Regions from separate parts of the Mus musculus genome. Here region 1 is linked to region 2. A link is a loop called in an ENCODE intact Hi-C map of the cell type or tissue named here. Cell type or tissue: left cerebral cortex. All regions are shown on one strand. Links, peaks and the distances in the headings refer to the core of each region. The heading gives the core; the rest is flanking DNA.

Region 1 (15,685 bases), core at 4,936-9,935, 740 kb after region 2:
GGGAGAGAGACAGATCCGTTCCATAAGTTCTATGACTCTAGAGCCCCTCACTAACCCCTGCAGCAAGCCTCTTGAGAATAAAACAGTGTGAACAAGCAGATAACCCTGCTTACCACTCAAGCCTGAGAGTCTGAGTTCAGATCACAGGGTACCATGCACAAAGCCAGAAGCACAGTGTGAATCTGTAGTCTCCACTCTCCCGCTGTGAGATGGGAGGTAGAAACACAATTGCCCAGAGACCCGGGAACCAGCTAGGCTGAAATACACAGTGACACAAAGCCAAGAGAGACTCTGCCTCAAAACAGAGTGGAAGGTGAGAACCAACTCTTAAGTTATTTTCTGACCTCCAAAGGGATACACACACACACACACACACACACACACACACATACACACACACACACACACTACACATATACACCATCCATATGCACATAAATGAAAAGTAAATTTAAAAATCAAAACATGGCCAGATATCACATCCTTAATTCTAGCAGTTGGGAGGCAACAGTAGGCTGATTGTGAGTTCAAGGCCAGCCTGGTCTAAATAATGAGTTCCAGGATAGTGACAGCTCACAGCTACGTAGTAAGACCCTGTCTTGAGAGAGAGAGAAACAGAGAGAGAGAGAGAGAGAGAGAGAGAGAGAGAGAGAGAGAGAGAGAAGAAAAAGAAGAAGGAGAAGGAGGAGGAGGAGGAAAGGGAAAAGGAAAAGGGAAAGGAAAAAAAGAAAAAGAAAAATTAAAAAAAAGAGAGAAATTAAAAGAAAAAGAAAAAGAAAAAGAAAAAGAAGAATAGAGCACACATCTTTAATACTAGTTCTTGGGAGACATAGCCAGGTGGTTCTTCTCTATGAATTCATAGCCAGCCAAGTCTACAAAAACAAGTTCCAGGGCAGGCAAAGAAAATTACATAGTGAAACCCTATGTCAAACAAACAAATAAAACCAAACAAACAAACAACAACAGAAACAGGCTGTCAAGTCACCTGACTAATCAGCTTGGAGACAAGACAATGCAGCCTATGGGCCAAGCCCTTCACCACTGCTCTTCAGGAACAGTCGCCTATTGCCTGTGGCTGCTTTCACACCTCAAGCAGAGCTGAATCACTCCAGGAGGCCCAGGAAGCACATAGCCTTCTTGCCTGGCCCGTAGCAGGAAACGCTTGGTAACTTGAACTGTCCGTGTGCATCTGGGCTGCTCTCTACCTCTGAGCATGCAAGCCATCAGGAGGCCAGATCTCAACTTAGGCAAGTCCCTGCAAATGCGTGGCTGGAGAAGCCTTATCCTTCATAGCTAAGGATGAAGAGGGCCTGTACTTCTCATGTGGTGACCATTTGGATCACAGTAAAGTATACAACAACCAGACTATGTACGAGTAGGACAGGCCAGGAGCCCCCTCTCTGTGCAGCACTCTCCTGCAAGAATCCAATTCTTTGCTTTGCCCTGTGATTCTTATTGCACCTACTACTGCCCAGGCCTGACTCAGGTCACTGGCACAAGCTCCAGGACTTTGTTTTGCCTCAGACATTGAGCACTTCACTTCTGAAGACAGGCCTGTCAAACCGTTGTCTTGATTAATCAACACCGGGCGTTAAGATGTGAAAGCAATCTCTTTGAGCTGCCTGCTTGCTGGATGGTGACTGCACCCTGTATGTACCCAGTACTCAGCTAAGCACCAGGAAAGCAGACACAGCAAAGGCCACACGAGACCCTGCTGTTAGCTGCCTGCTGCCCTACAGCGTCAATGGTGCAAAGGGGAGAGATAGCCAGAGTTCTACAATTGATTAATACGTTATAATTCCTAAGTCGCCAAGTCCTCAAAGGCTTAAAACTAGAAAGAGAACAGAACTGGTTTAGAATAAATTACATATTGCGATGGTTAATATTTGTCAATAGACTGGATCAATGGGAAGCATACGCCAAAGATGACTGGCTGTGTGTCCGTGTACTGACAGTGTACTGACAGTGGAAGACACACACTGGATGTGGGTAGCATCATCCAATATGCCAGGAGCTCAGATGGAACCAAGGGGTGAAAGGGAGATGTATTCATGACCTTTCTCACTACTGGGAAAAAAAATACATGACGACAGCAACTTCAGAATGTGTGCCGGACAGTTTTGTTTCAACTTGACCCAGGCTAAAGTCATTTGAGAGGAAGGAATCGCAATTAAGAAATGCCTCCGAAAGTTTCAGTTCTAAGGCATTGTATTAATTAGTTCCTCATGTGGGAGGGCCCAGCCCACTGTGGGCGGGGCCATCCCTGGGTCCTATAAGAAAGCACCCTGAGCAAGCCTTGATGAACAAGTGGTCTCCGTGACCTCTGCATCAACTCCTGACTCCAGTTTCCTGCCCTGTTTGAGTTCCTGTCCTGACTCCCTTCAACACTGAAATACAATGTAAGCTGAATAAACCCTTTCCTCCCCAACTTGCTTTTTAGGTCATGGTGTTCCATTATAGCAATAGAAAGCCTAACTGAGATGAGCTAAAAGGATCATTACAGCTCACGGTTTTAGGGAGCCATCACCTGGATAGGAAGGCATGTCTGATGGACTATGAGGCCATTGGTTGCAACTGGCATGGAGAGATGGATGCTAGAGGTAACAGACTTTCTCAGGTTTGTCCTGGAGTCAACCCATGGGGCTGTGATGCTGACATTCAGAGCATCTTCCAGTATCAGCTAAACCGCTCTAGAAACATCCCTAAAGACATGCCTCTGGGCTCAGAATCCAGTCAAGCCAACAAGCAGGATTCGCTGTCACAACAGGAGGCTCAGCGGTGTTTTCCCCACTGATGCCCTTGCCTGCAGACATGATGCTTCAGTCTTATACACACACACACACACACACACACACACACACGGAGTTAGACCAGAGACCCTAGGACGGCTCTAGACTCTCAGCCTCACACAGTGGCTGCATCACCAGTCTCTCTTGTTCTAAGGCTTCAAGATTCTGGGACTGAAAGCTCTCCCAGCCTGCAGACAGCCCTTGTGGGATGAACCCAGCCTCAGGATGCACCTAATAAATTCCGTGTTATCGTTGCATATACATTTTTCGGTTCTATCCTGCTAAAGAACCCTAATGCAAATAGTTAATTGTATTTTTCATATTATATATTCATATAGAATAATGGTATAGAATAATCACATTTGTTCAATAATAGCAGGTGAAGGACAGTTCCGGCTTTGCACATTAGAGAGGAACTTGGAGGAGGAACACAAATACAATCAAGGAGCCCATGGAGCAGACTGGTGGGCGCAAGTCTGACTGAGAAGGCCCTTGGTTTGCCACACAGGTCTCCATAAGAGCACAGCGGTGGAGTGGGCATCCGAGAAAGAATGGAGCAGAGGGAGCGAAGAGGAAGATTGCTGTGTTGTGTGGTAGAAAGGTAGGCAGGGTGGAGGAGGGCTGTCCAGTCTGAGCAACATTGAAGCATGTTGCTGAGCTTGTGTCATAGAAAGAAAACCCTGAGGACAGCGTCTGACCTTCCCCGGGATGGAGAGGAGATGGAGTCACCTGGTAAAGGAGGTGGCCACAGGCCCAGGTGGTGTGAGGAAGCCTCCTGTGCTAGGGGTTGCTACCATCTACTCAGGCCCCCGTTGCTCTTAATAAGATTTTTCTCTAATAAGAACACTTGGCTGAAGTAGCTGACTGGAGTCACAAATCTCTGCCAGCGCCATCTTAAGTCCATTTCCCTTCCTTTGCCCGCGGGAACCGTGAGCTAATGAACCACTAGGAAAGGGTCTTTGAAGTGTTACTTCGATCTGGTCAACCGGTATGTAATTAGATGCTTACATGCAGCCCTGTTCCCTAATATTTGGATTGAGTCTGACATGATTCTTTTTATGCTGGGGAGAAGTCATTAAGAGGAGAGACTGGTAATGTGTAGTCTCTCCTCCCCCAGCCTGAAACTTGCTTGCTCAGGGGTGGAGCTTCCTGCTCATTCATTCTGCCACGCCCACTGCTGGACCCTGCCGCTTTGCTGTTGGTGCCACCACGTGCTCACCTTTCTACTGGACCCCGATTACTTGGCGGGAACCGGGTCCCCTCCCCCTTCCTTCATAACTAGTGTCGCAACAATAAAATTTGAGCTTTGATCAAAATGAATTTGTCTTAGCTCCATTTCTTCTTTCGCCCCATCTAGATTCCTCTCTTACAGCCTTCTCAGTCGAACCGTTCATGTTGCGAGCTGCTGGCGGCCGCAACAGTAATGGATTAACTAACTAACTTGTCAGTCAAGCCTGTGGCTTGCTCCTTCCACAGCATGGGTTCCCAAGAGGACATGACAACACAGACTGTTGTGGGTGTGTCTCCATCTGGGGCTAGACTTGTCCCAAAGTGGCCTGAGGAGTACTGCAAACACCCTATCCCATAATGCATCACTACCTCTGCCCTTCATGGTCCCTTCCTAATCTTACTTTGTCTGGTCCCTAGTATTTACCTGCTCTTCATTCACAAATCAGATGGGGGAAAGCACCTTCCCCTGAATATAGGGACTTTTGTCTACACTCTACACTGCTTACGTCTACCAATATCTCATCTCCCACCTGGGGAATTCTCCCATAGGCCTTCAGTGCTTCAAGGATGAGGGATGTCTTGGTCATGTTACCATGGAGAGTATTAGCAATCAAACTACACAACTTGCAAACAAGCTGCAACCAAGGCATGGCCTCCCTTCCAGAGAAGTCCCTGAGTGACGGGGGCTAACATGGAGGCCCCAGGTGAAAGTACCCCATTCCATAACCTCTTACCTTATGAGAGGAAAATCCCACTAGGAGAAGCCAGGGCCTGAGTAGATGGTAGCAAGGAGAGACTCACCCTGGAAGCTTGGAAGTTTGCTGCCCCAAACTGGCTTTCCCTAAGATATGTTATCTTCTCTCTCATCCTCCTCTTACATTCCAGAACTTCCCTCTTCATCTCCTCTGCCTTCATCCCCAACTACTACAGCAGATATCCCAGTAAATAGCTCTAACTCATGAGCTCACCAGTTGTTCAAGCTTACACAGCCGTGTAGATGCCTGATTCTGTTCTCTCCATCTGACGCCAAAGCCTGAGACTGTGGCAAACGAGACTTCAGAGTCTAACTCAAGAATAATAAGCACTTTGTTAATAAACCAAGACCAATGTTTGGCTGTGATAGTGTTCTTATCCTGATTCTACAGGGGAAGAAATCAAAGCCTAAGTCAGACCAGTGTATGAAGAGGAAACCATGGAGGCTGCCCTCAGACCTTCTTTTCTCTCTCTGTCCCCATCCAAACAGAATACTGGCTTCCAGGGAGCTAGAATGAGGGTCTTAAAGTCCACGCCCTCAAGGACACACTTCCTCCAACAAGGCCACACCTCCTAATAGTGCCACTCCCTGGGCTAAGCATATTCAAACCATCACAAACACCTAAATGTATAATCATCCCACACCCGGATGTCTTGACGCCAGTGTAAGAACGCAGTCATTAACAGGGACAACATCCATACAACTCATGGGAGAGGGAGATGTTGGGCTGATGGAGATGGAGCCCTTACCCCTACGCTCTAGTCTCTTTGGGGTGAGAAGGTTTTCTGCAGGTTACTGAAAGAGAAATGTAGACACCATCCCAGCCTCAAAACCTTTGACCTCCAGTCTGCCAAGCCTGCAAAATATGCTTAGGCCACGGTGGCACAGAACTTGTGGGAGTAGGCCAACCACTGACTGATTTGACTTAAGGCCCACTCCACAAGAGGGAACCCATTCCTTACACTACTTCAGTGGCCGAGAACCAGAGTGAGGTATCCCAGAGATGGAAGGGAAAACCAAACACTACTGGTCTTTAAAAATCAAAAGTGGGGGGCTGGAGAGATGGCTCACTGGTAAAGAGCAATGATTGCTCTTCCTGCGGCCCTGAGTTCAATTCCCAGCAACCACATGGTCACTCACAACCATCTACAGTGGGATCTGATGCCCTCTCTGGTGTGTCTGAAGATACTGACAGTGTACTCATATACATTAAATAAATGCTTTTTTAAAAAAGTCGATAAAATGACTCCTAATGATATTCTGCTATACTCAGAGATCAGTGCCTTATTAGGCATCATGAGAAAGGTTTTCTAGGACATCAGATGGGAAAGAAGCAGAGACCCCCAGCCAGACATTACTAGATGAGAGAGTCTAAGTGGGATGTCTCCAACAAATCCCTCCCCTCAGAGCTCAGGAAATCCCACAGGAAGGGAGGTGGAAAGACTGTACGAGTCAGTAGGGATGAGGACGCCAGGAGAACAAATAATCTATTTTTAATGAAAGGGGAAAATTGGGAATAAAAAAGATCAGTCTACAAGGGATCACACAAATAGACTGGAATCATTCATTTCCCTTAGGAACACGGGACAATGAGACACGCTTGGAACCTGCACGGAAAAACCAAAGAATAGGACGTTTCTGAGAGGTACAGGAGGCGGTTCTGGAACTCTGACCTCATGTGACAAGAAAGGGGCCCAGAGTGTGGTTGTATCCAAGAGCACAGGATTGATCCCTGGCAAACGGCTCGAGGCCCGAGGGCTAGATGCAGAAGTCAGAGTCTGAGGGAGACCTGCCCACCCCCATCCCACCATGTTTCTTCTTTGCAAAGTGGGTAGAAGTTTAGTGCTATGAGGTACTTGTTTGTGTGTGTGTTTGTTTGTTCTTTAAGTGTGCAGAAAGCAAGGAGATGGTTTGCTAGGCAAAAGTCTGGTGGTTGCTGATCTATTTGCCCTCTGAAGTGGGTCTGGTCTGCACCGTGCATGTTTTTCACCAGCCCAAGACCCCTGCCTGGGTAGCAGAAGAGGCCATTGAGCCTGCAAGAGTCACCTTGCAGCCCCCACTAGTAGCGCCTCAAGAGCCAGTAAAAATGGATACTTTAAGATGATACCGGCTTCCTCTATGAACTCCCCAGTACTCGTTTCCCTGGATATAGCTTTTCCAGCAACAGATATAGATGCCAGGGAATGAACTTTGAATACTCGGGTCCAGCCAGCACTTTGAGGAAAGGTGGCATTCTTTAGTATTATTCTGCAGAAATCGTTTTTTAGGGAAAGCCTACAGCAAGCAACATTTGGCTGTTTGATTACTAAGTCAGCTGTGAGCAAGAGGCCCATGTCCCACCCGGAGTCCAAGCCAGCTGTTCTGTTGGTTGCCTCTGCCATGTAGGACTTGGGCAGGGGTGGGGCGGTCCTGAAAATGCTGTCAGCTTCCAGGCAAGGTTCCTCCCCAGCTGCATCTTGCATCTGCCTCCCTTTGGGTGCTTGACTGTGAGTCACTTAGTGACACCTGCTTTCTGCTTGGAGAGACCACGGTGGCCTTCTGAGTCACACAGCTCAAAGTTCAGCAACAGCACTGTGCCTGCCAGGCTCCCTCCAGCGATGGATCACGACCAGGTGATTAGATGCTGGGGGGCGACCAGGGAATGAGAGTGAGGGTCCCAGAATCCCTAGTATGGAGAAGTCTTCCTCCATTGTCTAGTTCTGTGTCATCTCCATACCTGGAGTTGGGTTTATGTACAGAGATTTTTCTTTTCTAGAGTGATTATCTCATTTTTATTCATGTGTGCACATGGTTGTTTGGTTTTGTTAAGCCAATTTTTAAGAACAGTTCTCAGCACCTAAGAGGGGAAGTAGCCAGCCACAAGACTGGGGGAAGCCTCCCCAGTTCCTGAAGGAAGCAGGAGCTTGCGGGTCTGAGTGGGGAGAATCATTCCCCTGCCATTTTAAAGGGAGCGGCAAGAGAAAGCATTGCCTCCCACCAGGACAAATTACCTGAAACAGATACTGAGATCGTATCCACACCACAGTGAAAGAAAGAACTGCATCAAGGGGCGCTGCAGCTGTGGCTATCCACCCAATTGTTCTCCTTATCTCTCCCTCCCATACCCCTCTCTAACTATTCCGATTGATCCATTATGCGCACCCATTGAAATAGTGAAAGCTTTATTTGTTTTGATTTCTTTTTCTAAATTAAAAAAAGAAACTGTAATAAACAAACCTGACCAGTATGTCTGAGCACATATCCCCTCTGACATATTAACAGAGCCAAGTCAACATAAATGACATTTGGCAAGGATTGCTGTGAAACCCTGCTTAAGGCTGCGATGGCCGCGGAAGAGCGCATTTCCCGGGGAAGGTCTGCCACCGTGTGGAAGAGACTGGTGTTGCAGCTGTCTGTCCAAAAATCCCACAGCCCTTTGGGGGACTTCTTCACTAAGGACAAAGGGATTTTCTGAGCCAAAGCCCAGAGGTTAAAGCATAGCATGAAACGCCTCATAATTATTCTCAGCAAGAAGCCAATCCAGTCCCGCTCTCAATCATCTTGGAGCAGCAAGAGATATCAGCAATTAGCACTGATTTGGCTTAAAATGCCGGTCTCAGGCTCATTCCCTCTGAACTAGATAGCGTCTCTCCAGGAAAGACCCATCTACTAGAAGTAAGAAAGTTAATACTCACCTCGAGATATTTTATTTTTCTTTTTTTATTCATTAAAAGATAGCAAGAAAGGGGCAGGTTGGCTGGATTTTTTTTGTCATTACTTGCTTTGGGTATTTTCATGGCTAATAGACCACGGCTGTAATATCTACTTAGGTCCCCTTCTCAATGTACCTGGGGTAGTCAAGTTTGAGAGAGACATTCCTCCCACTGCAGCCATCAATCAGCTCCTTTGAGTCATTCAAATAATCCTATGGACAGAGTCTGCCTAAGAGGTTTGAGACCGGCCAAACACGATGGTCATACAAGACAGCAGAACCCTCCATCCTGGTGGGAAGGGTCTGCTAGTGACAAGGGGGGAATGTTTTAGCCAGAGCCCAGATGGAATGGGTGGCTTATCCACTTCGGAGATAGTACCAGTTCTCCCACACTACAAGGAGCCAGAGTAACAGTTCTAACCTGCCTCAGTAAAGCTGAATTGAAGGAGCTATGACCTTCTTCCTCGTCTCTCCAAGTGCCATGAATTTCCTTTCCCACTACTTAGGCCACCAGAATGAGCGTTCTCTCAACACTTGTCTGTCTCCCTAGTTGGAGTTCCCAGAAGGCTGGAATTGTTCCTTTGTATCTGCGGCCAGGATGGAGCTTGAGGCCAGACAGGGTAGAATACTTGTGGAGGAAGACAGAGAGAAGAGGGAGGTGGGACTTGAGTTAGTAGCCCTTGATGGGTGTTGGTAGGTCCTTAGGTGACAAGCTTTGTAAGTGCCTGTACCTCAGGCCCACATGCAAACAGTCCACTCCATACTATTCAAGGTCACCACTTACAGGTCCCCTCGGCAATCAGCAAGGACTAACACAAGTTATCTTCTCTGCCCTGATCTGTGCTGGCATTAGGTTAGGATGTGGCTCTGGGCTTTTGAATTTCCAACATCACTTCTGTAAAAATTCCAACCTGTACAACCGAAGTTAAAATAGGATATGCCACATACTTCATTTAATCCGCTCTTGTGTGAGGGTCAAGTTTTTCCTTCCTGGTTTTCTTCATGTAAAAACAAAAGGTGCCATTGGTAGGATGCATACCTGACACAAAGAAACAAATGCATGCCCAGGACTGTGTTCATCTCCCCGGGATTTTTGTGCAGAGGATAACAAAATTTATGCAACATTCACATCCTTCTTTGCCTGTTAGCAATATGGTCTGAATCTGACTCACTGTAATTAAGAGCAATCTCTCTCCTTTCTATCCCTGTGGAGACAGGTCCTCTCCATCCTGGTCCAGTCAATCGGTCTCCTCTTGTTGTATGACTTTCCCTGGGGATTATGAACAAATCTCTATTCACCCTAGGTAGGACACCAAAGACAAACCAAAGAGAATGTCACCCAAGTCTAGCTTCCTGAACCAGTGAGTTTACTGGAGTTATTTACTGGAGTGTGGGTGAAAGGCTACTTACAGGATCATGATTATAAAAGCAGTTTCATCACCAGCATGACCCAGCATGAATGATAATCTGTGAAAGCTCTCTATACCACTTGCAGGAAGCTTGACTGTTCATAAAATATCTTCTTTCCAGCAATTGTTACTGCCTGTATATTTGTAGAGTGTGTGTATGTGTGTGCGTGTGTGGGTGTGTAGGTGTGTGGGTGGGTGTGGGTGTGGGTGTACATGTGAACAGACACATTTTGGGTGGTCTTATTAGTCTAGTAAATTTCAGGAACTTCTTGAAACTTGAGAGTTGTTTTACTTCTCAAGTTTAAGGAGCCTCCCTCCAGGATGGGATATTTCACTTTGAGGAGTGTTACATCTTAACAGCTATGGGTGCACATTTTGTTTGTAATATTTTGCCATGACAGATACCAGCTGTGCATAACATCCAGTATCTATTATTTTGAATCCTCAGGAGTAAATATATACTGTTAGAAAACTACCAGAAGCAGATTGCTGGTCCAAAGATGATACATCTACTATTCCATGTGCTGTGTCCAGGGATCCCATCAGAGGCTCTTCAGACTCTGTCACTTGCCGGCACTGCACACAAGAGCCCTACTTTCCCACAGCCTTCCCACAGTGTGCCGGAAGCTTCTGAGGTTTCAGTCAATGGAAATGCCGTGAGAGTGCCATATTGCTTTGGATTCTTCTTTCCATGCGCTGTGCGCTCTTTATCAGGCTATTTACAAGTCATAGGGATGCTGTTTCTGTCCTCTGCCCATTACTTTGTTCTTCTTTTTCCATCAAGTCTCTGACTGTTTATCTCCCTCCTGATTGGGGTAATTAGACCAGCATCTGCAAACGTACTGTAGACGTTTCCTCTCGATTTATCATTAAGGGTTTTGCCGTCAAAATGTTTCCAGACATGTATATGCTTTCCCATTTGCCATCCTCTTGTTTTGCATCTGAGATGCCTCTTATTGTCCATAGAGCATTATGTACCAGTGAAGACGCTCGCCACCCTTCCACGGTTCCCAACCTTCATGGAAAAGCCTGCAGTGTTTTACCGCAGAGCTCTGTATTAGGTCCAAGCATATTTGTGTATAAACTGTATAAATATGTTCTCAATGTTAAACATGTGCCCAGTGATTTACAGCTTATGTTTTCATAAGGAGGCGATACCAGGTTCTGTTGAAGACTGTTATGGCTTTGTATCCTAAATGTTCTCCATAGGCTAGAGGTTTGCTTGCTACTATACAGCGCTATTGGGGATAGTAGAGCATTTGAGAGGTGTGCTGGCTAGTTTTGTGTCAACTTGACACAGCTGGAGTTATCACAGAAAAAGGAGCTTCAGTTGAGGAAATGCCTCCATGAGATCCAGCTGTAAGGCATTTTCTCAATTAGTGACCAAGGGGGAAAGGCCCCTTGTGGGTGGGACCATCTCTGGGCTGGTAGTCCTGGGTTCTATAAGAGAGCAGGCTGAGCAAGCCAGGGGAGGCAAGCTAGTAAAGAACATCCCTCCATGGCCTCTGCATCAGCTCTTGCTTCCTGACCTGCTTGAGTTCCAGTCCTGACTTCCTTTGGTGATGAATAGCAGCATGGAAGTGTAAGCCGAATAAACCCTGTCCTCCCCAACTTGCTTCTTGGTCATGATGTTTGTGCAGGAATAGAAACCCTGACTAAGACAAGAGGTGAGGCCTAAAAGAGGAAGTGAAGTCATTGTAGGTAAATCCCTGAAAGGTATATTAGAACTGGTTACTCCCCCCTCCCCTCTCCCCTCTCCCCTCTCCCCTCTCCCTCCTCTCCTCTCCTCTCTCCTCTCCTCTCCTCTTCTCCTCTTCTCGTGTGTCTCTGTCTCCCCTTCCTCTCCTCTCCTCTCCTCTCCTCTCTTCTCCTCTCGTGTGTCTCTGTCTCCCCTTCCTCTCCTCTCCTCTCCTCTCCTCTCCTCTCCTCTCCTCTCCTCTCCTCTCCTCTCCTCTCCTCTCCTCTCCTCTCGTGTATCTCTGTCTCCCCTTCCTCTCTCTTCTTCCTTCTCTCCTAACCTCTCTCTCTCTGTGTCTCTCTGTCTGTGTGTCTATCTCTCTCCCTTCCTCCCTCCTCACCTCTCTCTGTGTCTCTCTCTGTCTCTGTCTGTGTGTCTCTGTCACTGTGTTTGTCTGTCTCTGTTTCTATTTCTGCCTGTCTATCTCTGTCCTGTCTCTGTCTCTATCTCTGTCTCTCTCTGTCTCTCTCTGTTTCTCTCTGTCTCTCTGTCTCTCTGTCTCTCTCTCTCTCATGCACACACACACACACACACACACACACACACACACCATGAAATGAGTAGTTCTGTTCCACCGTTCACCACTCACCACGTTTCTCTGCCTGCCACCTGAACACCGACTCACACCATGAATAAGCCCAAAGCAACTTACCTTCTTTAGAAGTTATGCCCGGATATTCTGTCCCAGGCTTGAAAACTGGCTCACACCTGTTTCATCTCACCTTTGAGAAAGTATGCTTTCTTGGGGAATTTCCATTTCATGTAAGTTTTGGATCCCATTTGAACAGTGATAGATTGGTCCTTTTGCTGGCTTTAACTTCCCTACTTCATGATCCCCTGACTCCAGGTCTGTGTTTGTATGAACACTTACTGGGGTTGGCCAGTGCTTTGTGTACCTTGCTGCTTTATGCAAAAGCAGTCTGAATTTCCTGTTTTTATGGGTTTTCTTACAATGTGTCACACTAAGCTGTGTTTATCATACTAGTCTTCCCTTTTAGCTTTTGGTTTTCTTTACTATTCCCTAGTTTCTTTTACCTGAACACATATAACACATATTCACAGGTATGCCCATTTTATTCATGTTGATATGAGTATCTCAGGCAGGAGACATGCCTCTGGTCACCATTTTATAACCTATAAATTCTGCTATGTGTTTTTATGGTGACTTTAACTAAAAGTTTCACAATGATGCTCTAGCGTGTGCAGTGCTCTGTCTGGTCCATTTACTCAGCAGCAGCCTCACAACCTAATCCCTGTCCCTAAGTTTTCATAGAAATGAGATCGTATGCCACATGTGGCCTTTTACATCTTGCTCTTCTCCTATGAGCCAGTGATGTAAAACTTCATCCACCCTGCAGCATGAACTGGTGCTTTGCTCCTCATGAACGACGTTGGAATAGAATACTCCACTGTGTGGTTACTCCACTGTGTGGTTACTCCACTGTGTGGTTACTCCACTGTGTGGTTACATGGTCTACTGTATTTATTGGCTCACCAGTGGATGAACAACTGCGTTGTTTTCAGTTTGGGGGTAATCGCGTTGCTATGAACATCTGTGCACACATTCTAGGGTGGATGCATGTCTTCAACTTTCTTTGGTTTATCCTTGGTGGCTATGTCATTTTATCTCCCTACCATCAATGCACAAGCATACCAAACTCCCTGTGCTGTGTCTGTCATGTGTCATGTCTGTCTGTATATAGCTGCCCTAGGGAATATGTGACGGTACGTCACTGTGGCTTTGATTTGAATTTCCCTAGTGAATAAATAATGACGTAGACTGTCTTTTGTACACTCGTTGCATATCTACGCTGGAGGAATGTCTACTCTGATCTTTATTTTTTAAAATGGGTTATTTGACAGCTTTGCACATGAACTGTTTATTTTTAGCCTCCTTTAGCTTCTCTCACCCCACGTGCTTTCTTTTCTCCCTCTGGTTTCATGGGTGTGTGTGTGTGTGTGTGTGTGTGTGTGTGTGTGTCTCATTTTAACTAGGGTTTCTTGCATGAGCATGAATAAGAGGTTATTTACTAGGGCATAGGTTACTTTTCAGTGGCTACACCAGGGAAGAAAATTAGACTCCCTCCCCCAACAACAATTAAGTGACACAGCCCCTCAGAGCCTTGTGACATCCCCCCCTCACCCACATCCTTGATAAAATGCTAAAGAATCCTATTGAGGTTTGGTCTCTGCTATGTATTGTAATGCTAAATACTGGCCCCCAAGATCTGGTTGCCTCAGGTACAAGGAGATCTTCACACACACAAAATGATGCTATATAGCCTTGATCTTTAATGTAAAACTATTGGTTGAATAAAAATGCCTACAACCTATAGTTGGGCAGAAGAGAAGTGTTGGGTGGGGCTTCAGTTCCCAGGCCTTGGGGTCTGAGAAGATGACCAGGAAGGGAGAAGAGGAGTGAAAATAGAGGAAGATGCCATGGGTATGGGTAAGAGATCTTGAGAACTGGCCACAAGGGCTGGCTAGTTGGAGTAAGAGTGGCCCAGGCAGAACATGACTAGTCCCATCTTGGCAGTATTGGCAGGGAAGTAGACATATAGCATAGAGGGCAGTTGTCTGTCCAGCTCTAGTGCTGTCTAAGGCACTAAATACAAAAGTTTTGTGTCTTTTATCTGGGAACTGAATGATCTAAGGCAGGGTAGAAACTCCTGACTGAGCTTAAATATTTACTACAACAGGATCCAGTCTTCTGCAGGACATACTGCAGTGACTTCGTGTCTGCAAATGCCCATGTCCTACCCAGAAAATGTCTATGGTGCTTTGAAAGAAAATGTGCCCCCCCCACCCCCATAGGCCCATAGGGAGTGGCAGTACTAGGAGGCATGACTTTGTTGCAGTAGGTGTGGTCTTGTTGGAGGAAGTGTGTCACTGTGGGAGCAGGCTTTGAGGTCTCCTATGCTCAAGCTATGCCCAGTGTGGCACACAGTCTCCTGCTGCCTGCAGATCAAGATGTAGAAATCTCAGCTCCCTCTCCAGCACCATGTCTGCCCCCATGCTGCCATGCTTCTCACCATGATGATAATGGACTAAACCTCTGAAACTGTAAGGCAGCCCCATTTAAATGATTAAATGTTTCCCATTGTAAGAGCTGTCATGTTCATGGTATCTCTTCATAAAGCAATAGAAATCTTAACATTAGCGTTAAACTTCTGGTGATTCTATTCTTTCTACTACCTCACCTGCAATATTCCCTAATCCTTGGAGCATTGATACTGATGTCCCATTTAGGACCCAGAACTCTACCACTGTTTTTTCTTGGCACTTTGACCAATTAGGAGCATGCATCGACAGCCTCCTTCAGCTATAGAGAGCTTCTGTGGCGAAGGCTGAGAACAGTATTAATACAGAAGTATAGGCAGTGCTGTTTAGAAGGCACTGTGATAACTTGTCCATTTAGCAAACACCACCTTAGGTTTCCCTATAGGGCCTATGACTTCCCTGCCAGGGTCCATACTTACAGTGTCAGGCATGGAGTCCCTCTTGTCCAAGCACACAGTAGTTGGTTAAACTCATCCTAACTATGCCACTATTATAGCGTTAATAAAGAGCAAAGCTAAGATACACTAATAAGATGGCTTGGGTGAGCAGTGTTCCCATAATGGGCTTGGGAATTTGAGGACTTGCTCCAGTTGGTGGTACTTGGAGATGTGGGAAGTTGCAACCTTTCTGGAGTACGTACCTCACGAGGAGTGGGCTCCAGGATTCAGAGTCTTGCTGCACCCCCAGGCTGCTCTCTGCTTCACATTTGCCCTCAGGTATTTGGCCCCTCAGCTTCCTGCTCCTGCTGCCGTTCTAGTCCCATCGTGGACTCTGGAGCCATAAGCCCAGATCGACTTTTCTATAAGTAGCCTTGGTCGTGATGTTTCATCACAGCAAACAGAAGCACAACTAATGCAACTAACTTGCTTCATTTCCATACTACTTCATACCACATATCATTTCTCAGACACTGGCTGCCCGACTGCTGTTTGCTTCCTGGGTTCTTACCATATATGACATGCTAATAAGCTGTTACTTAAGAGCTGTGTTTCTTCAAGGGGATCCATTTTTACA
Region 2 (15,685 bases), core at 3,802-8,801:
TGTGACATTGCAAGCCTGTGCTCTGTGATTCCAGCTTTCTAAAGTGGAATGAGGTCATTTTCTTATCTCTGGTCAGGAGGTGACACTGGTTAGCTGTTCTAATACTCTGTACCTCTCCCTTGCTGAGAAAGATGCACTTCCAACGCAGCCACCTGCTGTGTTTCCCAGTAAAGATTTTGCTTTTCTAAAAAGGCTTATTCCAGCCTCACACCTCTGTTCTCTCTCTTTTATTTATAAATTCCCCCCGCCCCGTCTATTAATTATTTGCCTCAAATACCAGAGACCAGCAATAGCAATATTACAAATCTTGATGAAAAGGTCAAGAATATGGTGGAAGAATACATCCTTACTTGGAGATCTTGGATCAGCATCGGTAATTTCGCTAATCAGTAATCTTAGTAACTTCTTATTGTGTGAGGAGAAAAACCAAACAAAACCAAACAAAATAAAAAAGAACCAAGCTTCTTTGAGCATGTATGAATACACAACTTATTTAAATAATTCTTTCTTTTTTCTTTTTAGATTTATTTATTTTTAGTTATATGAGTACACTGTAGCTGTCTTCAAACACTCACCAGAAGAGGGCATCAGACCCCATTACAGATGGTTGTGAGCTACCATGTGGTTGCTGGGATTTGAACTCTGGACCTCTGGAAGAGCAGTCAGTGCTCTTAACCTCTGAGCCATCTCTCCAGCCCCTAAATAATTCATATACCAGCTGGAGCTGGGATTAAGAGGGCAGGCTCAGTACCTGCCAGTCTCTGCCCAGGCTTCCTTTCACCATCAGGGATACCCTAAGAAGCAGGTATACAACAATGAAAAACTGTAGGGAATTTCCCTCCCTGAACAAGTCCAGCAAGGAAAGCCATGGCCCCAAGCTGCCAGGATCAGCACACCCTGATAATCATATCATTACCACACTGACATATCTATTGTTAGCATTTTGCTTCCATCTTTAGGATGAGTTTCTAAGACTCTGGGGCACCCAAAACATGATTTAACTGAAAAAAAAAGAGGGGTGGCACCCAAGGGGATTTGCTGGCTAGTGACACCACCCAAAGGAGGAGACCACCAAAAAACAAAAACCCTTGAAATTGCAGCAGCAAAGCAGAGCTCATCCAACCTATCTCAGGGTCAGTCAGCTCTCACGGTTCCCTTTGGAGGACACTTTCACGCCACTCAATAAACATCTTCACACTGCACCTGTTTTGGCTGAATTATTCTTTCAAGAGGACAGCAACTAAGAAGAGGTCCTTGCCTAGCATCCAGAGTGCTAATATAACACTTCATCCTGTAACCATTGTATCACGAAACCCCATACAGGAGGAAACTGGCAAACTCTGTTCTTTATCTTTTATGCCTTGGCCTATAGTATCATCGTTGTCATTATCCTTATTATTATATACCCCCAATTTGGGCCCTTAAGTCTTTGTTCCTTCATTGTTAATCATGTACATTTTATGTAGCAGATATATTCATTTGCCTTCTATGTTGCTGCATGGTTTTGTGTAATGAATGCAATGTTATGTTTAATTGGTCTCGATTCTTTCTCACCTCTTTCCTGAATTTCTCATTCAGATCGTGGGTTTGCCTGCACCAAGGGGTTAAACTCACTGGTGCCAGGAAATCAACAGCTAACATATTTGTTGATGGTCTAAAGACCATTCCTCACCTCTAGACCCAGGCTCTTTAGATGAAAGCATTTGAGGGATGTTTTTCCCCCAAAGGCTTTTTTGCACACTTCCCCTTACATGAATTTCACTTCACAGAGAAGTCTCAAATCAGTCCTAAGTGATTTCCATCCATTTCTTCCCATCAGTTCTGCCTAGAAATCTCCCAATAGTCTCACATCTCAATGGGCTCGTTTGCTTGTTTAATTACTAACAAGTGCTAAGGACTAGTCTCCCGTCTCTCCCCACACTCTGTATATTTCCATCTGACCAAAGGCTTTGCTGATGGTGAAGAGGTGAGCAGCCCATTTCTCTGTTCGGTTGGACTTTACTCCCCAATGCCCCCGCTTGAGGATCCATGAGGTTCCATGAGGTTCCATGAAGCAGTCATGGCAGGAAGGAGGCTGCGGCTGCTTCAGTCACCTGGACTACATTCACTCCATTGGCGCCTCGTGATTACTGACTGTGGTCTTGTCCTACTTTTGCAGTTGGTGGTAGGGAAAAAAAAAAAAAAAAGAAACCAGTCTTGAAACAGGAAATGCACACATGGAAACAAATCCCCATTTTGTCCTTAAATAGCAGGGTGATACACACTGTACCTGAACCTGTCCCGCCCACACCCTGATCAAAGCAACCAATAAGTGTCTTGTGACTTTCACAATGCTTTCTTCTTTGTGGGAATTTCACCTCAGGTGCCTCCAATGTGACCTTAATAGTCAACCTACTCCAAAAACACTACTCTGTGAAGGACACTGTGAAGGAGGACTAATAGGCATCAAAACCCCTGCAAGGTCTTCCCCAGCAAAAGGTCAGTTCAGCACCTCGCCCCACGGGACTCACCCAGCTGCAAAGATTCACATCGCCGCAGCAGGCATCTTGATTTATGAAGAGAACATTCTATACTTCACACACTCGTAAAGAAAGATGGAAACCGGTCCCTTTCTACCACCTTCCTTAATTCAGGATTTAGTCCATCGGAATGTAGTCCCAGTGCCCTCTTTTTCCTATTAACTCCAGAATTGCTGTTCTTAATCTGTGGTAATCTGCAGTCCAGGACGAAAGGGTTTTCCTGCACCATGACAGTTGGATTCCCTACTTGGTGGTAACACAGGTAACATATGCTATGTGGATGCTAACACATTTACTTTCAAAATATTTTCCCACAGAATGTGACAGCATTTAAAAATATTTACAAGTGGTATACTCCTGCATTTTATAAATAACAATGTTCTTAGCCAATATTTTCTCATCTCCCTTACCCCATGGTTCATATTTCTCCGGAGCCCGCCATGCAATTTATCAAGATATGTTTTAGAGCAAATTATGCTCTCTGTAATTTATGTGAACACACATTTGAAGATAATCTTAAAACACTCTATTCAATTATATAAATCATGTTAATAACTTCCTTAAAAACATCCTACTGCTTTAGGCTGTGGAAGAAACATGCGTCTCCCTCCCCTTATCCATCAAAAAGGCTCACAGTGGATACACGGGCCATATCAAGAGGCAAGCAAGTCAGAGGGATATCTAATACATTTATTTGATCACACTTTTATAGGCAACAGGAACCTTCTGATCCAAGATCCATAGGCCCAGGGTAACTAACTGCTCAATTTTTGTGCTTAGTGCTATAGTTTAGACCTGTAATAGACCCTTAATGTCCATGTGTTAAAGACTTGGTCACCAGTCCGTGACTCTACTGGGAGGCAGCAAAGCTTTTAGGAGCTTGGAACCTACTAAGAGTAAAGTAGGCCATTGTGGGTGTGTCTTGACACTGCTTTGCTGTATTGTTGCCTTCTTGTCTCTGTTTTCCAATTGGTGGGAGGGAAATAATGTCCTCTTCCACATATTCTCCACCATGAGAGTCCGGCAGCAGCAGGGTCAGGTTGCCATGGACAGAGTCCTCTGATACAGTGAGCAAAATCGAGCCTTTTCTCCTTGGCGGCTGGTGATCTCAGACATTTTTTGTACAATGACTGAAGATGTGAGCCATGAGACCAGTCCTTTGAGGTATTGCATTATGAACCCCAACAAGATTCACTCTGACTTGAAGTCTGTTATGAAATATAAGTGACAGACTGTGGCGGGGGGAAGGGAATATTTGATGAACCCCTGGGGAGGTGTCTCCCGAGAAATCACACCATATGGCAGGCATAATATAAAAGATTTATTGTGGGAAGGGAGGGGAGTGGGGACCTGGAAAAGGGGTAGGGGCAAAGGAGGGGGAGACAGAGAAGAACAGAAGGAGAGAAAGAGAGGCCAGCTGGGATCAGTGAGAACAGAGAGATAGAAAGAAAGTAGAAGAAGAAGGGAGAGAGAAAGGAGAAGGGAGGAGGGGGAGGAGGAGGAGGAGGAGGAGAGGAGGAAGGGAGTTGGGGTGCAAACAGTCTCCTTATACACTGCACCTGATGGGCAGTGATTATACAAGCTACTGCCAGGTAGCTGTTGGGAAGAGCCTCGTGGAATTGTCTGTAAGCCAATAAGGACAATACTGACATATCTTGTAGGGTTGTCAGGTTGCCATTGGCATGTGAGTGGAGTATTTAACCCATTCAAATAAATCACACTGGAGGGCCTTCTTTTTCCTCCAGAGTGCTCTGATCATGGCCACTGATGAAAAACAAAAACAAACAAAACCAATCTGCGGTTGTTAGAAAGGATTAGCAACGGAGAGCTGGTGAGGCCTCAGGTGCAACTGTTCCACTGTATTGCTTTACCGCCCCATTCTGTGCATCTTGCCCAGGGTACCTACTCCTCCTGCTTAGCCATCATTGCTTAACACACTTCATCCCAAGTCTTATCTCCCAGAGATACAGTGCCTGTGAAACAAACCCTCTCATGGGTTTGTCCTGAAAGCACTTTGCTGCAAAGAACCACAACTTCCCAAAGGGCCGGAATTCACAGACTCGCCCCTTGTTTACCCAAGGCTAGACACAGGCCCTTCAAATCACTATTCTTAGCCTCCTAAAAGGTAAGCGCAAACACTGGTCCTCACCGTAAGTGAAACACAATGCAGATTTGGCTTCTCGTGGGCCTGAGAAACTGGGTCACTCTCAGCCTGAGCAGCCCTCATCAGAAAATCATTAGACTTTAGACAGAATGTTCTCGGATCTGCTCGCCTGGCTGCAGTTGCGTTCAGTAATTTCTCACCTTGTTTATTCTCGTCTCTGAAACAAAAATCTGTCTCCCCGGTCTTTGAGTCCAAGCTAGACCCCGGGCCGCAGTATTTCCCTATTTCACTAGTCACCATTACCTATCTTCCCCTCCTCTTGCAGGAGCACTTCGTCTCTGCTTATCAAATTAACATTTGACATTTAAAGCATTATCACATTTATTAATTTGTATGTGTGCACATGTACACATGTTACACTGTTGTTGGCGACCCCAGTGCAGAGTCAACGACACAGACTCCGGAAGTCAGGAAAGTGGCAAAAACAAACTCATTCATGAAGGAACCAGGCAAACCTTTCTACCCTCTCTACCCAAGCATCTCATTGGCTGTCAAGTAGCTGGATGTGGCGCTGTCTCTTTCTCATTGGCTGGATCTAGCGTCAGCAGTCTCTAGCCATGCTGGCAGATTCTGATTGACTCCGGGAGGATATATATTAGCCGTAAACACACCAGCAGTGTGGCTGTGCCTACTTGGCTAAGTTCCTCCTACACATATGTGACAGTCAGCGGACAACTTGAGGGACATGGTTTGCTCCTTCCAGCACACGTGTCTTGGGGTCACACTCAAGTCACCAGGCTTGGCAGCAAGTACCTTTACTCAAGGAGACAGCTCACTACCCCCCATATTTGAAAATATTTGAAGCCATGCATTATGACCCAGCTCAGAACACAGTACTCCAAATATGGTACTTAGCATGTTTGAAGCTGAAGGAACTTTTGAGAAGGCAGAGGCAAGACTTTCTCAGGCTGCCCCCTGAGCATGGAAGCAGATCACAAGGTCCTGCAGTGGCAGTGCCTCCCGGAACTGAGGAAAGGAGAGGGGTGTGGGAGGAATTCAAATAGGGTCTGTGCTGAACTTTCCCCCCACTTCATTGCTTTTACCGCAGACCTTTTCTCCCCGCACCGCCCTGCCCCCACCAGGAATTTCCAGTCTGTACCAAACTCGCTATAAAAACACCCAGGCTTATTCAATTATTAGGCCAGCAAGACTCCGTTGTCAAGTGAGACTCACAGGGAGAGCCATATGCTATGTTGACAAGCATAGTGAACCCCATCCTTGTAGTCTACAGGGGCCCCAGCAGGAGGGATTCTGGGAGGGTAAAGAGAAAAAGTTCCATAGCGAGTAATAAGTAAGTGCAACAGAGTCCCCTTGGCACATGGGCAGCAGTGCTAGACAGGAGGCATTGAAAGGAACCACGTGGAGCCAGTCGGGAAGGCTGAGAACATAGCTAGTACACAGAGACAGAGTGTAAGCACCCAGGTTCCTCCCCTTCACTTCCTGTGAAGCAGCCAGTGGGGCTTGCTCTTCTAAAGATTCCTCTAATGCCAGTCCTGTCCCATATGAGCCACAGGGTCTGGAGTTCACTCCAGCTACATTTCCGGTGGAACAGAGGACAGCCACCGGATGGCACCAAACGCTGCTCCGACAGGGTGATTTGTGTCATAGACCATTACCTTGCGTTCCCACACTGTCTAACTGACTGGTAAGTACCCAGTCACGCCAGCCTGAATTTTAAAGTTTGGACTCTGCTCATCATGTAACAGCCTTAAAATATATATTTCAGTACCTCCTTAATGAGAAATTAAAATAACATGAGAAGTAGGGAATAGAACATGAGAAGTCGGGAATAGATTCTCAGGGTTTGTATTTGGTAGAGATTCAGATATGAACTCATCAGTTTATGTTTGAAAAAGGGCGGGGTAAATCAGTGTATTTAGGGGCACCCTAATTGAGCCAATGCTCACAGAACCATTGACAAGTAGAAGCCAGAAAGAAGAAAAACCATTTAATGGTGGAAAAACCTCAATTAACGCTTTTATCACTCTAGACCCTGAGATGAATTCTCTCTTGGGAATTCCATTATTTTCGGAGAACCATTTGGGTAAGGCTTTCAGTTATGCAAATGCAAGGCAAAGAAGATTTCAGAGAGAGATGAAGACATTGGAGAGATGGACTTGAAGCAGTGGCCTGTGTGAAGAATAATAATATAAAGACACCTTTGTCGCATACTTAAAATGAGCGGTTTTTAAAGCTCTGTCCTCCACGCACTGTACAAGGGAAAACATTTCACATTGCTACCAACTACACAAGCACAGCTCTTCATCAGAGAACAGCATTTTCCTATCACAGGGGATAAGTCCTGTTCTATTGGAATTGGTTAAAACCTGTCTGTGGCTATCTACTGTATTGACTGCCTGAATTCCATTGAATTGCAATCTGCTTTTTGAAAAACATTGCATTTCCTAAACTGGGATTGACAGTGGAATTTTGCCTGCACTGGAGGATGGGGATTCACTATCACAGAACTTTAACCAATGGTGTTGGTCCAGGACATATCTCTAGGATGTCCTACGGAGCATCTTACTTAGTCAGGGAAGGCAGAGTTAGTATCTAGTCACCGTAGGCTGCCTTAAGCAAGAACCTATCAAGTCCTCTCAGCAAGAGTCTCCTCCCAGATCTTCGATCTGCTGTCCCCTCCACTTGCTTATGGTTTATAAATTCCCACCTTTCTCTATTGTATTCATACAATACAAGGTTGAGTCCTTTACCTGGTCCCGCAATCACCTTGCATTCACATTTACTTATAGCCTCTTTGCTATTCCATATTTGTTTGTTGTTCATGTTTGCTCAAGTAGCTTGTAGGGGCAGGGAGTGAGGTGAAGGAGGGGGAGCAGGCTGAGTATGACCTAGAAACTGCAAGGATGCAAAGAAAACCTTCACCTGCTACTGTTTGTCACTGAAAAATTTGGGGAGTCCCTTGATGGTCATGATATGATACTGGAGAAGTTAGGGTCCCGTCCTGGGGTTCTTAGTCTCAATAAAAACATTCAGTGGATTCAAAGGGAAGCTGGAAGACATTTAATAGAGTTTAAAGAAAATTCCCAAGGCAGGCAAGTGATAAATCATGGTGGCTGCCTGGAGGAGAAAGGCAGAGCAGAGGACAAGGAAAAAACCCTGCCCTTTGGGTCATCATTGAGGTCATGGAAGCAACAAGCAGCTGTATAGCCTTTGAGAAAGAGTAAGGAAGCCCAGAGTCAAAATTATCATCCTTAGGTTCTAGTAGAATCCAAAACAAAGACAGAAGAGAAGAAAATGGTGAGCAGACCCAACCAAAACTCAGAAAGGTCTGGAACGGCTACACCAGAGGGAAGGGATTCTGGGAAGGACAAATACGTTATCTCATTAAGGGGCTAATTAGCCCTCCCATCTGATTAGGCTTATGGTGAACGCATCTGCCAAGGGGTGGTCCCCTTGGAACCGTCACTGGAATGTCGGTTCTCTACCTAGGCTAAGAGTTTCATTCTCTTGATGGAAGGAAATTGCTTTTCTGTAATGGGCCTGGTTGCTATGGTGACACTCTGACACACCAGGCAAAGGGTATCAATCTAGGTCCACCACTGAGCTAGGTCTGACTTCCACACAGGGTGATTATCCCAAAGCAGGTTTTTCAGAAGAAAATATTTATTCTTGAGGTAGGGAAGTGAAGCTCGAGAGACAGAAGAGGAGATCTCAAGTCTACCTCCCTGCTGACAGGCTCAGGGATGTTTCTGTGAGAAAGAGGAGGGTGGTCTGCAGCAGGGGAGTGATGGTGAGTGAAGAAAATCCCAGTAATTGTTGGTCTGCGCTTTTGTGTTTGTGAGCAAATTTCGGGGCCCCTTGCAGGACACATTCAGGGAACGGAAGCATTAGCAGGACCTGAGGGTGAAACCTGAACCTCTAATGGCAAGCTTACCTATTAGACACTTGTGGGAGTCCCACGCAAAGGGGCATTGGCTCTAATCCCATTTGAGCTACTCCCAGAGTACTCCAAAAATCATCAGCACAGTTTGACATCACAGGTGCCAGTCACATAGCACAATTCAAAGTGTGTGGGCGGGCTGATCAGGTACAACCACCGAAAGATGGTGACAGAAACCAACAGCAGGAAAAGAAGCCAGATGTTACTAAGATTTCCCTCGGATTTATGATATTCAACCCGAATGCATTGCCAGAGTAATTAGAAACAATCCAGAGCCAACCCATGATGGCTGACTGGTTTCTTCTGATTACATTGTGCCTCTGGATGTTAATGCGAGAGCCTTGGTGGGAAGGACAGACAGGGCACCAAGAGGGGAACATGGGCACTAAAAGGCTTGTCAGGGAACAAGGGCAATGTGCTACTGTCACACAGCGATGGAGAGGCAAGAATGTGAGTCCCCAGAGTGAGTGTGACCCTGTGCTCTGTGAAAACTGCTTCCTCTAGAAGCACTTGAAACTTATTAATGGCTACACTTTCCTTCTCATACTCTTGACCTTCCCATAAAGACTTCTCAGAACCTGCAGGGTGATATGCTAATGCATGGGGGAAATGGTCACAAGAGTCTCTTGCATGCTTGTAACGGAGCCACAGAGCCTTGCAGAGTGCTGAGCTGCAGACACAAGCCAGCAGTACCCATTCCATTTAATGTCCTACAGAAGGTACTGCAACAGGGGCAGGAGTCCTCTGCATGCAGGAAACTCTTCGATGCAGCTGGGCTGTGGCTTTCTGTGCTGAAAATCAAAGGTCTAGAGGTGTAGTTTGTTTAGTAAATTTTAACTATTGCATTTGCATAGCTGGTGAAAACCTCATAGCTTTTTGGTTCTCTTGTCTTGGTGTCAGACAAACAGCTTTCTCAGTATCTTCATGAACAGGAAAGACCCATTCACTTCTCAGGATGTAGAAGTAGGCTGCTGTGTGTACCCGGTGATGGAAGGACAGACAAAGCTTATAGGTGACATCAGATCACCCACATCTGATCAGATCAAATCAGATGAGGACAAATATGAACAGCATGTCAGTCCCACTGACTGTTGGTAACACTTACTGTATGCCTCACTGCCACTGTGAGTTCCCCGTGAGTGCTGCTGGCTAAAGGAGGCATAAAACCATAACAGAATGCCCTATGTTTTAGCTCTCAATGCTGGTTTTGATACTAGAACTAGATCTCCAGCAGGCAAGTTACCAGCTCAAGTCTTTGTAGCCTCAACTCTCAACGGATTACTAATTGATCACAAGGGGGAAGACTTCAAGGACCATTTCTACGGAAATTCTAGAACACAATGTAAGGGTGAAGAGAAGAGAAGATATAAAACCTCTCTTGAAGCTCCTTGAAGCCATCTTTTTTTTTTTTTTTTTAGTAATGTGATCCATTTTTTCTCAAACTAATTCTCTGAGAAAGACTAAATAATAGATTTCAATCCTCAAGATAATATTATGTGTTTGAAGATACATAGAAAAGAATTTCTAGTACAAGATAAAATCATAAACGAAGGACGTGGGGAGTTGGGAAGACTTTTGTTTGGGCAATAATTGGTCTGTCCTCTAGAAGGCGCCATGAACTGTGGGGGAAAAGAAGCAGAGGCTTAGGGGTAGAACCTCAAGGGGCAGTTCACACAGGGGTGGGAATTGAGCCAAGCTGGTGAAGTAAGTATAAGTTGAACATAAGCCAGCCCCCACCCTCAAAGGGACTTCTGGGGGAGATGTCTTTATTTCAGTTGCTCTGTGAGACGGGGAAATGCTCTTTGCGAAGTTGAAAATGGAATCTTTTCTGCAGTTTTGAAGCCAAAATCTTATCGTTTGAGTGGAGATAAAAGGCAAACAAACAAAACCTTCAGACCAGTAAGCCTCAAACCCCAACTCCTATTTGTGCCAAATCCTTTAGATCTTGAATCTAAAGTGGAAACAAATAGCTCTCTTGTCACACTTGTCGCCAGCTTCATTCTCTCAGTGCTCAACCATTCAAGAAACTTCAAAAAATATATAATGAGACACACAAGGAAATGTAAACTCATGATAAAAATAACCAAAAACAAATTTGACGATAGATCTATCAACACTTCTTGTATTATAGTGATCAGACCACTGTAAATATAGATTATTAAAATAGGCCACACTGCAGAAAGGAGAAAGAAGACTAATTAGCAATATCTGCCAAGCAGGGACAATGAGGCAGCAGCACACCAATAAAATTGCCAAGTGGAAACACAGGAAATGAAGATCGGATTGCAATTTTCAAAATACAATAACTTAATAGATGGATTTAATAAATGAACTGGAAAATAACTCAGAGGGAGCTGTACATAAAGGAGGATAGAGACACAAACAGAAAGAAACACGGAAGAGAAGCAAAGAGCAAAGCAGAGTGTGTGTGTGCTTCTGTACATGTGTGTGAGTTTTTGTGTGTATGTGTTTGTGAGTGTATGTGTTTGTTTGTGTACATGTTTTCGTGTATACATGTGTATGTGTGTGCATGTGTATGTGTGTGTAAGTGTGTGTATATGAGTGTATGTGTGTGTATATGTGTGTGAGTTTGTGTGTGAATGTGTACACGTGTGTGAATGAATGTGTACATGTCTTTGAGTGTGTGCATGTATATGTGTGTATGAGTGTGCATATTTATGTGTATGTATGTTTGCACGTGTACATGCATGTGAGTATATGTATATGCTTGAATGTACATGTTACTGTATGTGTGTGCATGGGGTGTGTGTATGTGTGTTTACACACACATGTATCTGCCTTTCTAAAGGCATAGACCCAGTGAAAGAAGATGATGGACGAGAATTCCCCATACACAATTTGTAATTGTGTTGGAATGCTATTCCCAAATCCAACTGAGCTGACAATCAGGGCAGGAGCATCACAAGTGTGAGGCTAGCATGGGTTACACAGTGAGATCCATTCAAAAAGACGAAAGAGGAAGAGGTGTATGTAGATCCATTCAAAAAGACGAAAGAGGAAGAGGTGTATGTGTGTGTGTATAGGGGGGGACAATGAGTATTTAATATCTATATTTTAAATTCCACATCTAAAAACACTTTGGTAAAAGTACAGATCAACAAGAAAGGGAGACTTTTGTGTATCTGTGCATGTGGTGTATGGGGACACATTTGTTTGTGTGGGTCCAAGTGTGTGTGTGCCCGTGTGAGCCACTGTTGATGCCTGATGTCTTTCTTGATTACTGTCTACCTTAAACATGGAGAAAAGGTTCCTCACTCAACCCACGTGCAGGGGGATAAAAGGCAGGGGAAGGGAGAAGGGATCTGTGAGCAGGAACCACTCACAGGTCACGGAGAGGGACTTAGGACAGATTAACCCAGGTGGACTCTGGATCTCAGGTTTCTGTGTTAAGAGAATGTGTTACGGCAACCTTCTTAAACTTCTGTATACACTTTTAGTTCATGCATTCACTACCACAGTTTTTAAAAGACAGATTTTTTTTTCCTACCAGTTTTACATGCTGTAGACAAAACTGGTAAGAAGTATGGCCTGCTCTTTGAAATGACTTCTCTAGACAGAAGCACACTTGCCCGCAAGTGTTAGATGTCTTTGCTTTCACAGACAAGGTCCCTGTAATCTGTTCCTATTGTAGCACGTTCTTCATAAAGCTGCTCTCTCTTAAGACTGACTCACTGCCTGTTTCCCTAGCTCCTGTTGGTCTGAACTGGAGTGGAGTGGCTATGGCATTTGAGGAAGCTGGCACTGACAGATCAGATACGGATACATTTATCTTGGGCTTATTGGAGTTATCTTTAGTTTTTAGCCACTTCTGAGAATAATGAAGCTATTGTGAGCCACCTGGAGCTACAGTTTGAGTCAGGACACAAAATGCTCAGCACGGGAGATGTAGAGATAGAAAAGGAGAAAAGTGTGCAAGTCTGAACTCAGCTGTGCTGTGGCAGTGCTTGCAAATCCTTTTCTACATAAAACTGTATGTTGCGGTTCTGTTTATACAATTCCTAGGCAATGGAAAATTTGTATTGGGCCAAGAACACATTCATAAACAACTCGCACACACATATGCAGAAACACAAAGTCTTCATGGATAGGAAGTAAAGCTTGGGGCATATACATTTGCAGACCCACACAGTCTTCATGGGTAGAAAGTGAGGCTTGAGTCTCTAGAGAGCTAGGCACAGCAACTATGTTTCTAAGAGCTTGCACAAGGAAGTAGCTTGCTACAAGCTTTCCAATTTGAAAACCACCCTAAACATGGACATTACCCACTTATTATGTGAGCCAAGAAGCAACAGAAATAGACCCCCATTGGCAACCACTATGATTCTATAGGAGAAACTGATAATTTCTAGATTGGTGTAGAATGAATTATTTTCAAAAAAATCTTGCACATAGTACGTGTGGCTGCTACTCCCAGCTACGCTCATGATGGAGGTGTTCTGATCATTTGATCCCAAAAGTCCAAGACTGCACAATATCATGAGACCCCATCTTTTATGTGACACAATGCTTTCTGTGGAGACAACACATACACACACATATTCTCACTCCAGACAGGGAGCCTATGGCACATCAATGTACATATACCACCAAAGTCCCACTTGGTGAACCAATGAGCTTTCTTGGAATTACTTATAGGAATATGGGTAAAGGGTTGCTCACAGGCACAGAAATAATTTAAAGATACATGAGAACCTAGACCGCACTGCACAGCCTGCAGGAAGCTCAACAGGTTAGAAAACATCCTTTCCAGGGGACTCAGTTGCTCTAAGCCTTTTCCGGGCTCAACTGGTTTCTGCTTCTTCCAGGCAGCAGGTCTGGTCCCTTGAGCCTTCCCTGCAGTTTGGTTCATCTAAGAGTGACTCTTAGCAGTTTTAATTGCTCACTTTGGTAGTGAGGGATTTAGTAGATCTGGTCAGTTTCAGGGACTTCCTGAAGCTATTATGACTTGTTTGCCTTTCTGCTTAATCAGCTTCCCTGCAGGATGGAATGTTTTAATCCCAGAGGAAACTTATAGAACACCTATCAGAAAAGTAAAAACCTGTCATATGCAAAGTCAATACAAAATTATATGGTCCAAATTATGCCACCCTTTTAGTAAAATAACAAAGGAAGAGGAAAGAGGAAGAGGAGGAGGAGGAAAAGAAGGGAGAGGAAGAGGAAGAAGAGGAGGAGCAACTTAAACCAGGTATGCAGTGTTTAGATGAGGCAAGAGACTGAGACAGGAGGATTGTCACATGTTCAAGGACATTTCATGATAGCCTGAGGCCCTCTTAAAAGCAGAAACAAACAAAATCAAGAGTCAATGTATAGGTATATTAGGCCATTAACTGTTGTGTTCTGCCGCCAACCTCAGTGGACTTTGTTAAGTTTGTACTAATGTATAATATGGTATCATGTTAAAATATATAATATGACACAAAATGTATCATGTTATAATTCACGATTTGTTTCTATACCAAGAGTCACAATGCAATGTTTTGTTTTGTTTTGTTTTGTTTTGAGACAGTATCTCACCATGCAGTCTAGGCTGTCCTCAAACAGCATTCCTCTTACCTCAGGCTGGACTTCATAATGCAGCTCCTAGATTATATAAATCTGGGCCCCATAACAACCTGGACCTTTCTTCATCTAAATGTTACGTCTTGTCTGCTGATTTTTCCTTTGCCAACAGCTCAGTCGGTTCCTGGGGATGTCCTAATTTTACAAAGTAATCGGATTTATGAAGTCACTGCTACTGGCTGACCAGCCCTCTGGTTTGCAGTGCACCTCCTGCGGAGAGCACCACACTTCACAGTCTTCATCCCAAGGATGCCATGTAGCAGCCCTGAGCCCTCCCTAAGTGCAGGTTTCTAAGTCTTGGGTCCTCCACTCCTGCACTGTGAAAGCGCTGACCTGTAACTGTCCCCTCACAGAACAGTTTTCCGTGTCTTGCATTTTACGGTGTCGCTGAAGTTCACTGTCTCCTTCAATCTGATGTTGGTCTTTTCCTTCCACTTTCCTCATCTTTCCAAATATTTCACTCTCCCAACAAGACATGTTATTTGATGACATTAATCCCTAGCTTTCTTCTAGTTAAAAATGTGGAGGTTGAAACGGGAGAAGTAGTTTCAGTTCAGAACTGCCAGCCAAACACAGTTTAATCTTTTTCGTCTTTTTTTTTTTTTTTCACACTTGGACTATTTCCATGGAAGAGAAATATTCTATTAGGTTTTCCCACTTGACAATAACAGGAAGATTCAGGCTCATTTGCTAATGGCGTTCCTCTACTATAAACAGATGTTTAATCAAGCTGTCAAGAGCCTGGAATTTACATTCTTTTATTGTTTTCTAAGCACCTGTGCTGAAGGTTGTGCTATGTCCTCTACTGATGTGTTTTGTGTTACTATAATAAAATACTCGAGGCAGTATCCTTATAATGAAAGGGGGTATGTTTAACTCAGTACTGGAGGTTCAAAGGGGTGGTACTGTTTCTGAGTCACTTTCTAAGGGCAGGAGGCAGACGTTTGTGAAAAGGGAGAGATCTGGTTTAACAGTCTGGGACCCCTAATCCCTTCTGAAGGGACACATCCCATAACCTAAAATCTCCCTGATGGGCCTGCTTCTTAACAGTTCTACTCTCAGGACTAAGCTTTCAAATATGAACCTTTGAGGAACAAACCACATCCAAAGTGCAGCAAGTTCTGTGAGAGCATTGAAGACCTTGGCAGCCTTCATGCTCAAAGTAAGTGCTACACACACACACACTCACACACTCACACACTCATACATCATACACATGCACACAGTCATACATATTGTCTTAGTCAGGGTCTCTATTCCTGCACAAACATCATGACCAAGAAGCAAGTTGGGGAGGAAAGGGTTTATTTGGCTTACACTTCCATACTGCTGTTCATCACCAAAGGAAGTCAGGACTGGAACTCAAGCAGGTCAGAAAGCAGGAGCTGATGCAGAGGCCATGGAGGGATGTTCCTTACTGGCTTGCTTCCCCTGGCTTGCTCAGCCTGCTCTCTTATAGAACCCAAGACTACCAGCCCAGAGATGGCACCACCCACAAGGGGCCTTTCCCCCTCGATCACT

Evidence for each region. Hi-C counts contacts between places; a loop is a spot of excess contacts. Peaks named below come from ENCODE experiments on the same cell type or tissue, not always from the same donor. Only the 100,000 strongest peaks of a DNase experiment are listed, where the experiment ranks them.
Region 1: it touches region 2 in a loop (5-fold over the local background); 6 of 42 quality-filtered maps call a loop at or near these places.

Annotation. Positions count from the first base shown.
Region 1 is chr8:23,588,894-23,604,578 of GRCm38, reverse strand. No RefSeq gene overlaps it. Among named protein-coding and RNA genes, the nearest start is that of Gm30471, 52 kb to the left of the region's middle. In left cerebral cortex, for the core only: a CTCF peak has its summit at 8,140; DNase peaks (open chromatin) are centred at 7,250 and 8,133.
Region 2 is chr8:24,328,410-24,344,094 of GRCm38, reverse strand. No RefSeq gene overlaps it. Among named protein-coding and RNA genes, the nearest start is that of Gm30633, 46 kb to the left of the region's middle. In left cerebral cortex, for the core only: a CTCF peak has its summit at 6,237 (motif pointing right); DNase peaks (open chromatin) are centred at 5,166 and 6,258.